Linked DNA regions of Homo sapiens: region 2 is linked to region 1. Evidence: read pairs that join two places in POLR2A ChIA-PET (ENCODE). Cell type or tissue: MCF 10A. All regions are shown on one strand.

Evidence for each region. Peaks named below come from ENCODE experiments on the same cell type or tissue, not always from the same donor. Only the 100,000 strongest peaks of a DNase experiment are listed, where the experiment ranks them.
Region 2: POLR2A ChIA-PET joins it to region 1 with 9 read pairs; 1 of 35 experiments calls an interaction of 5 or more read pairs at or near these places.

Annotation. Positions count from the first base shown.
Region 1 is chr2:238,032,595-238,036,594 of GRCh38, forward strand. It overlaps UBE2F (ubiquitin conjugating enzyme E2 F (putative)), which reads left to right. Exons shown (of 10, transcript NM_080678.3): 9 at 3,284-3,346. UBE2F-SCLY (UBE2F-SCLY readthrough (NMD candidate)) reads left to right here. Exons shown (of 19, transcript NR_037904.1): 7 at 3,284-3,346. Among named protein-coding and RNA genes, the nearest start is that of SCLY, 26 kb to the right of the region's middle. RefSeq lists a silencer at 155-350. In MCF 10A, no CTCF peak of the experiment used is centred here; a DNase peak (open chromatin) is centred at 1,587.
Region 2 is chr2:237,816,322-237,820,321 of GRCh38, forward strand. It overlaps RBM44 (RNA binding motif protein 44), which reads left to right. Exons shown (of 16, transcript NM_001080504.3): 3 at 672-2,275; 4 at 2,580-2,638; 5 at 3,854-4,000. Among named protein-coding and RNA genes, the nearest start is that of RBM44, 20 kb to the left of the region's middle. In MCF 10A, no CTCF peak of the experiment used is centred here; a DNase peak (open chromatin) is centred at 1,920.

The DNA of each region.
Region 1 (4,000 bases):
ACAGAGACTCTGCCTCAAAAAACAGATACACACAAAAACCCCCCAAAAACATGCTGGCTGGGCATGGTGGCTCACACCTGTAATCCTAGCACGTTGGGAGACTGAGGCAGGTGGATCACTTGAGCCCATGAATTCAAGACCAGCCTGGGCAACATAGCAAGACCTGTCTCTAAAAAAAAATAATAAATTAAAAAATAGCCCACCGTGCAAACAGTTACATAGTTACCCCTTTTTTCTATTGCTCTTTTATGAGTCAGAAGTAGAACAGTGAGGTGGGGAATGAGGGGACTTTGGAGTGACATGTGGGGAGGTTGTCTGGGGCAGGGGCCACAGCAGTCTCACTTCTGCCCTGCTGAGGTGGCTGACCCCGGTTTCTAGGGGATGAGGCTGGTTCCACTTCCCTTAGCCCCTTCCAGCAGGGTGGCTGTTACTCTGGGGTCACTTGGCCCAGTCCACTTCTGTGCCTGTGGCTACACTAGCCAGCCCAGGGAGTGGCCCTGTCACCTCCCAGGTGTTCTGGTTGGGGTGGATGATTTTGTGGTTACCCAGCCTTGAGGGCTTTTCATGAGTCCAGAACCTCAGAGTTGTTGTCTTTTTGTCAGTGATGAGCTGCTGAAGTTTGCTGTTCTCAGGAAATAGCATTTCTCAGACAATGGCCCTAGGGCAGGAAGAGGCTAAATGGACTCAGCCAAAAGCTGTTGGTTGGATTTTTTTTATACGATATTATACGTTCCTTTGAATTTTTACTTTTCGATTCATAAAGGCGCTTTTAAAGAAATAAGCTTCAGAGATCTGTTTGTGAAAAAATAGTTTTTGCTACTTTTGATAAAACCTAAGGTGCCTCTATGATCTTGGATGGTCCACCCAGGCCAGTGGGCTGTTTTATGAGCATCCTCCTGGCCAGGTGTCATGTGGGTCACTAGCTGTTGCCTACAGCAGAGGCACCTGCAGGACTCAGTTAAACTAGGGGCGGGTCTGCTCTTACTTGTCCTGTCATCTGAGGGCACAGTGTTCTTATCTTCAGCAAAAGCAGAGCCTCAAACTAAACTGAGTCCCTGCCCACCTTTTGTCTTTCTGTCAGATGTTAGCTGGTGAATGTCTATCACACAAGCAGAGAAATCAAGCACTTCCAGTGATTTCAGGATCTCCCTGAATCTCCATGGGAGGTCATACCTGATGGACACCTGGACTTGACAGTTTCTGCTGGTCTTAGCCACTTTGTTCTGCTTCTGTCTTTGGCTTTTTCATTGAAGTGAATGAAGTTTTATTTCTGGAGCCTAATTTGAAATCTGTCTGGCAGTTGTGCTGCATTGTAATATTGAGCCTTGGCATCTCCAGATTTGATTGAGAGAGCCAAAGCTGTGAACTCAGGCCCTTCTAGGGGCCCATATGCCGTCATTGTCATCAGCCACCATAATTTTTTTCTGGAGCCCACCATGTCTGTCCCAGGCTCCTTGGCTCTGAATAGGTTTTAACTGGCAACTTGCTGCAGGGGAATTAATGGGAGGAAAGAAACACTGGCTCCTTGGACTTAAAAAAAAAATTGTTGGCTAGGCGCAGTGACTCACGCCTGTACTCCCAGCACTTTAGGAGGCGCTGAGGCCAGCAGATCACCTGAGGTCAGAAATTGGAGACCAGCCTAGACAATATGGTGAAATCTCACCTCTACTAAAAAAAAAAAAAATTAGCCAGGCGTGGTGGCGGGCGCCTGTAATCCCAGCTACTTGGCAGGCTGAGGCAGGAGAATCGCTTGAATCCAAGAGGTGGAGGTTGCAGTGAGCCGAGATCACGCCATTGCATTCCAGGCTGGGCAACAAGAGCGAAAATCCGTCTCAAAAAAAAAAATTTTTTTTTAAGAAATCTGCTACAGCCACACTAGCTCCCCATCTCTCAGTGCTCTAAGTAAATTCTAAAAGAGCCAATCAAAATTGCTAATTAAGTCTGTAATGGTTATTCTGATCAACTCATTTATCTTAGGTCTAACATATAGTAAAGAAGATAAGAAATTCTGTGTGTCTGATAACAGTCTTTATCTAATATGTACTTTATATTTTTGCCTTTTTCTAGGACTTGGAATCTGATTTTCCAACTGTGAATGACTATAGAGATTTACAGTTTTTCTTTGCTATTTTGTAACATTTTAATGGTCACAGCCATATTAATCTCCAGGAACATAGTCCCCAAATTTAACATCATTCCTGAAGAGAAATATGGTTGTCTTGACAATGATCCATCCTACAGCCTGCGTTGGAAAGCCATGACTCATCATAAGGACAAATTGAGGCCCCCTGATTTTTTCTTTTTTTTTTTGTTTTTGAGACCGAGTCTTGCTCTGTCACCCAGGCTGGAGTGCAGTGGCGCCATCTTGGCTCACTGCAACCTCTGCCTCTGGGTTCAAGCAATTCTCCTGCCTCAGCCTCCCGAGTAGCTGGGATTATAGGCATGCGCCACCATGCCTGGCTAATTTTCGTATTTTTGGTAGAGACGGGGTTTCACCATGTTGGCCAAGCTGGTCTCGAACTTGTGACCTCTGGTGATCCTCCCATCTCAGCCTCTCAAAGTGCTGGGATTACAGGCGTGAGCCACCGTGCCCAGCCAGGCAAGCCCCCTGATTCTCAACAAGAGGGCTGAGCAGTGTGAAGATAAGATGCGGCTTTGGTCCAAAGTCCAGAGTGCTTCTTGGGGCTGAGGGGCGTAGCCATTGCAGTGCTTTTCCAGGGGAGAATGGGTTGGGCTCCCTCTCCTGAGTCGGGGGACATGAGCCTAGCGACACTGCTGTGCAGTTTGCTCGGGTTCTAGACATCGTCCCTATTGGCTGTGCATGGGAGGCTTGGTGAAGCAGAGAAAGGAAAGTCCAGGGAAGGGGCCCAAAAAGTCAAAACTGTTAATCACAAAACAAAAGAAAAAGTGAATTTTTATGGAAAAGAAGGGGATTTTTATTTGGAAATGCTTAATAATAGTGGTTTTCATTCTCCAGTTATCACAAATAGCATTAGAAATGAATGCGATTGCAATTTACTCCATCTTCACCAAACTTTGTAGAACTACATGTCAACATATCTCTGACTTCTTTCAGTCAGTTGTCAGTCACCATTTTGAAAAAAATACCCACATGTTCGATATTTTGGTATCACAAGCACTTGAGTTCTTAGTGGGATTCTCAGCTCTCCAGTTTGGTCTGCCATTTGCTAATTAGACTTCTCTTACTGTGCCATAAAATGAAGACTTTAACAGCAGAAAAGCAGTTCTCCCAATGTTTACTTTAAGTTTCTCTCTTTTTAAGGATCTTTTGAATTTTGATGATCCACTGAATATTGAAGCTGCAGAACATCATTTGCGGGACAAGGTGAGCCAGTAACAGGCTTATTCTAGGTTGATGTACTTGTCACGAACACGATTACTACTGTCTCTTGATTGGATAAATGAGAAATTTATCCACCAAGAGAGTGGTGGGATGCAAGGCTGGAATTCAAAGCAATTTGTAAACAATATGGTATAGTAAATGTGTGTAACCTCAGGAAAATGCTTTACCCAAGGTTGGAGAGAATTGGTGTGTGTTTGTTTTTTTGTTTTTTGTTTTGTTTTGTTGGTTTTTTGAGACAAGATTTCACTCTGTCACCCAGGCTGGAGTGCAGTGTTGCAGTAGTGGCTCACTGCAGCCTCCACCTTCTGGGCTCAAGTGATCCTCCCTCTTCAGCCTCCTGAAGTAGCTAGGACTACAGGTGCATGACACCACATTCAGCTAATTTTTTTACTTTTATTTTTTGTAGAGATGGAGTCTCGCTTTGTTGCCCAGGCTGGTCTTGAACGGTTGGCCTCAAGCAATCCTCCTGCCTTGTCCTCCCAAAATGCTGGGATTACAGGCATGAGCTACGGCGCCCAGCCGAGAAGTGATTTTTTTTTTATGTGATTTCCTAGTAGAATTTAGTATGAGTAATTTAAAACAGGTATAGCACTAGCATGGTGGCGTTGTGATTACACCTGTAATCCCAGCCTTTGG
Region 2 (4,000 bases), 220 kb before region 1:
TCTTCTTTTTCTTTGTTTTTACAGTGCCTAGAGCTAGCACTGGAGGCGCCCAAAGATTTATTAAATAAATTTATAAGAAAAAAGTTTCTTATTAGACCATTTTACAAACAGTGGCTGCCCTGTAAACAGTAAATTTCTTCCCATCGAAAGAATTCAAGAAAATCTTAGCTGTTGTCTTAGGTCAGGCTGCCATAACAAAATACCATATAGTGAGTGGCTTAAACAACAGGTGCTTATTTTCTCATAGTTTTGGAGGCTGGAAGTCTGAGATCAAGGTGCCAGCATGGTCAGGTTCTGGTGAGGGGTCTCTTCCTAGCTTGTAGATGGCTGCCTTCTTGCTGTGTCCTCACATGAGAGAAGGGGGAGGCAAGCTCTTTTGGTCTTTTCTTGAAAGGACACTAATCCTATAATTAGGGTCTTGCCCTCATGACCTCATGTAAACCTAATTACCTCTCCAAGTCCCCATTTCCAACATATGGGTCTGGCCTTCAAGGCATCATTTGGGAGGACATGGTTCAGTTTTTAGCTGCTACTGAAAGGGATATTTTTCATGGATGATGTAAATTGTAATCCCGCATTGGGAAGAGCTTAAACCAGATCATGTCTAAGGTTTTTCTAGTGTCTAGATTCTGTAATGTTGCTGTTAATGTTTTTATCCTTTTTTTAATCAGATAAACCTTCAAATCCAAAGAAAGAAAATTTGTTATTATCCTCCAATGGTTGTGATGAAGTCAAATTGACTTTTCCTGATGATGACTGGAATTCTTCGACACTAGAGCAAAGAGCTAATAATAAAGAAATCAGCAATATTGACAAAATGGATTTATTAGAGCCATTTTTTTCAGTGAGTCAAGATACTAACACAGAGAGTACTCAGTTTCAGTCAAGTGAACTTGAAGACAGTACTGACTATGCTTTCTTGAATAAAACATATTCTATACCTTATTCAGAGTCAAAACTAAAGAAGGAAAGTCTTACTCCTTTAAGTTCAGAATTAGATCCTGAAGTGCAGAAAAAAGAGGAGGTTTTTTTTAATATTTTGGAACATCAAGATAAGACTGTTGGCTTGGAAAGAATCTACAATATTTCAGATGCTAATTATAGAGAAAGTGCTGAAGATACACAAAAGCATGATACAGATGAAGACTCACAGCAGGAATATCACAGTGCAGAAGAACAAGAATACATAAGTAACCATTTATCTTTTGACCAAACAAAAGCATTAGATATATCTAATCCAGAAGTTGTTGAATTAGGAAATTCGGGTTATGAAGTTAAATGTGCTAGCAATGTAGAAGATAATCGTGTTAACTCGGGAAGTGGTTCTATCATCTCTTTCGATTCACTTGATGTTTATGGACAAGAAGAGTCACTTCATGTCTCCAAATTTCAGAATTCTGTTATGTTAAGAGAATATCATGACCTAAAGCATGAAAAGTATAAGGAACAAGAGACTAATTCAATGTACCACACTGTATTTGATGGCAGTGTACTAAGAAGCAATTCTCCAGGAAACCAGGAATCTCAATCTAAGAGTGGTTCCTTGAGCCCTCAAAAAGTATTAAAAATGAAAATTTATACTGAAAACATGAAATCTCAAATAAATGAAGGTAAAGATTTTTGTGGAAATAAAATTGTTGAGAACAAAATATTACTGCACCTTGAAAATCCTAGCACATTACCACAGGATAAAGCTTTAGAGACATTACTCCAACCCTGTAAAGATTGTCAAACTTCCTGGACCTCTGTTTTTGATGATTCGATAATTTCTGCCTGTGGATATTATGAAAGCCTACAAAACACTGCTGACTCAGCCTTAGATTTTTCTGCTATGCTACCAAAGATCGCAGTCAGAGATAATCAGGCAATAGAAGATAATACGTCCCTAAAAGTTGCTCATAGCAGTACCACAAAGAAAACATGCTTTCACAATATAGGAGAAATGTGTACTAAATCATTGACAGATGCAGCAAGTTGTACAGTCACAATTAATCAGACAGTGGACGTTAGCACTGATTTTAGGGCTTGTTTCACAACCAGCAGGGCAACAAGTGCAAGACCTTCTGTAGTATCTACATCAAGCAACACAGAGATAACAATGATGAATAAAAAACGACCTGATGAATGGCAAAATGAGAAACAAAAAAGTGTGGCTTGTAGTACAGATTGGTCATACAGTGAAGATTGTATAGATACACAGATGGCTATAACAAAAGGATCAGGAAAATCTCTCTCCGTTGACAGTTTAAAACCTAATGGAAATTTTCTAAATAAGGTAAAATCAATATGAGTAATAATAAAATTTGGACTTTATAAAGAGACAGTGTATGCTAATGTAAGTGTTTTTGGTTCGTTGAATTAAGGCTTTTGTGAGAAGATGCTAGATGAGGGGAGTAAATTAAAAAGGGAGTAAATTAAAAAGTAAATTAAAAAAAAAAGACGTGTAAATTACCACCAGTTCTATCCTCCTCTCCTGGCAGCTCCTCCCACAAAATCCATTAGAAATTGAATTGTACATTTTATTAGTTTGGAATTTCAGATATAACTTTTTTAAATTTAATTTTAAATCATATTTTCAGGATTTCCTGGAATTAAGAAAAGCATGTGGTATCACAGACCTAAAGAAACATCCTGAGAGGTACATCATTTATATATGCTTACAGATACATCTGGAAGAAAAAATCAAAATAGTATTTGCTTTCTGTATAGCATACTTACCCATATAGAATAATAGCTAAAATGGACTTTAAGAAATCATCTGTTTCAACCGTTTGCATTCAAATAAATATTAAAACAATATAGAATATTAAAGCTCTTCACTTATTGAGATTTCAGTCTCAATTTCTTCAGAAACTCATGGCATCTAATCTTTACTTGTTCAACCCAAATCCATACTGATTTAATTTTCCATTTCCTTTCACTTTATTCACCTGTAGGCCAGAACAAACTAGCACCTTTGGAATATGTCATTTATTTGGAGAAGTAAATAGCTACTTTCACAGGAGCATTTTAATCTTGATTTTAACTCATTGCATAATTTGCTTTGCATTTATCAGATACTCTTGTAATTCAGAACACAGTGGAGAACCAGGAAGTGGGAGGGAGAGAAACAGGGAAGGTCTAAGAAGCGAAATTAGTTATCATACTCTGAGGTCATTTACTTTTTCCTTCACTTATTACTCATTCTTCTAATATGTTTAATCTGGCGTTTCAGTTCTATACAATTAAATTATTGGTTTCTAGAAGCAGAACCATTGAGAATAGCTAGAAGTGGCAATTAGTAACAAGGGAAGACCTCCAAAAACTACTAATACTCAAAAAAACATAGTGATTTGGGGCTTTTTGATATAATAGTACAGCAAAATATTTGCTTATATTAATGATCCTTAACTATTAAGAAATATGTAAATTATTTTCTATTAAAAAGATAATATGTTTTAAGAATAATTTTCATCCAAAATGCTTATAACTTTTAAAAATCTTGGCCAAAGTTTGATTTAGATTGAAAGAAATCCATTGATTCTGGATAAATAAGGTCATTACCAAAATGACTTTATAGAGAATAAGCAATTCTCCAGAATAAACAATTCTCAAATTCATACTTCCTTTTTTGGTAAAAGAAAGTATGAATTTGAGAATTGTTTACTTCCTGGACCTCTAGAATGAATATATTTAGCTTTAACTTCTTGTTTTCTGAAGTTGTTATATATTCCTACAGCCTCTTCATCTTTAGTATAAATTGATTTAAACTTGACAGGGAAATATAAAAAATTTAAAATCTGTTTCTGGAGGCATGTTATTACTATAGAAAAATGTTTGGAATCTTACCTGATCCTATCTTTTATTTTTAAAGGGAATTTCAACTTTTTAAAGATACAGAGAAGGATTTGCCATCAATGTGCTGTCAGAAGATAATGCAGAGAGCCATAAAAGCAGAGCTGCACCTTTTAAATGTTCACTATCAGATGTGTCGTCGCCATTGTTGTGATATTTACAAACT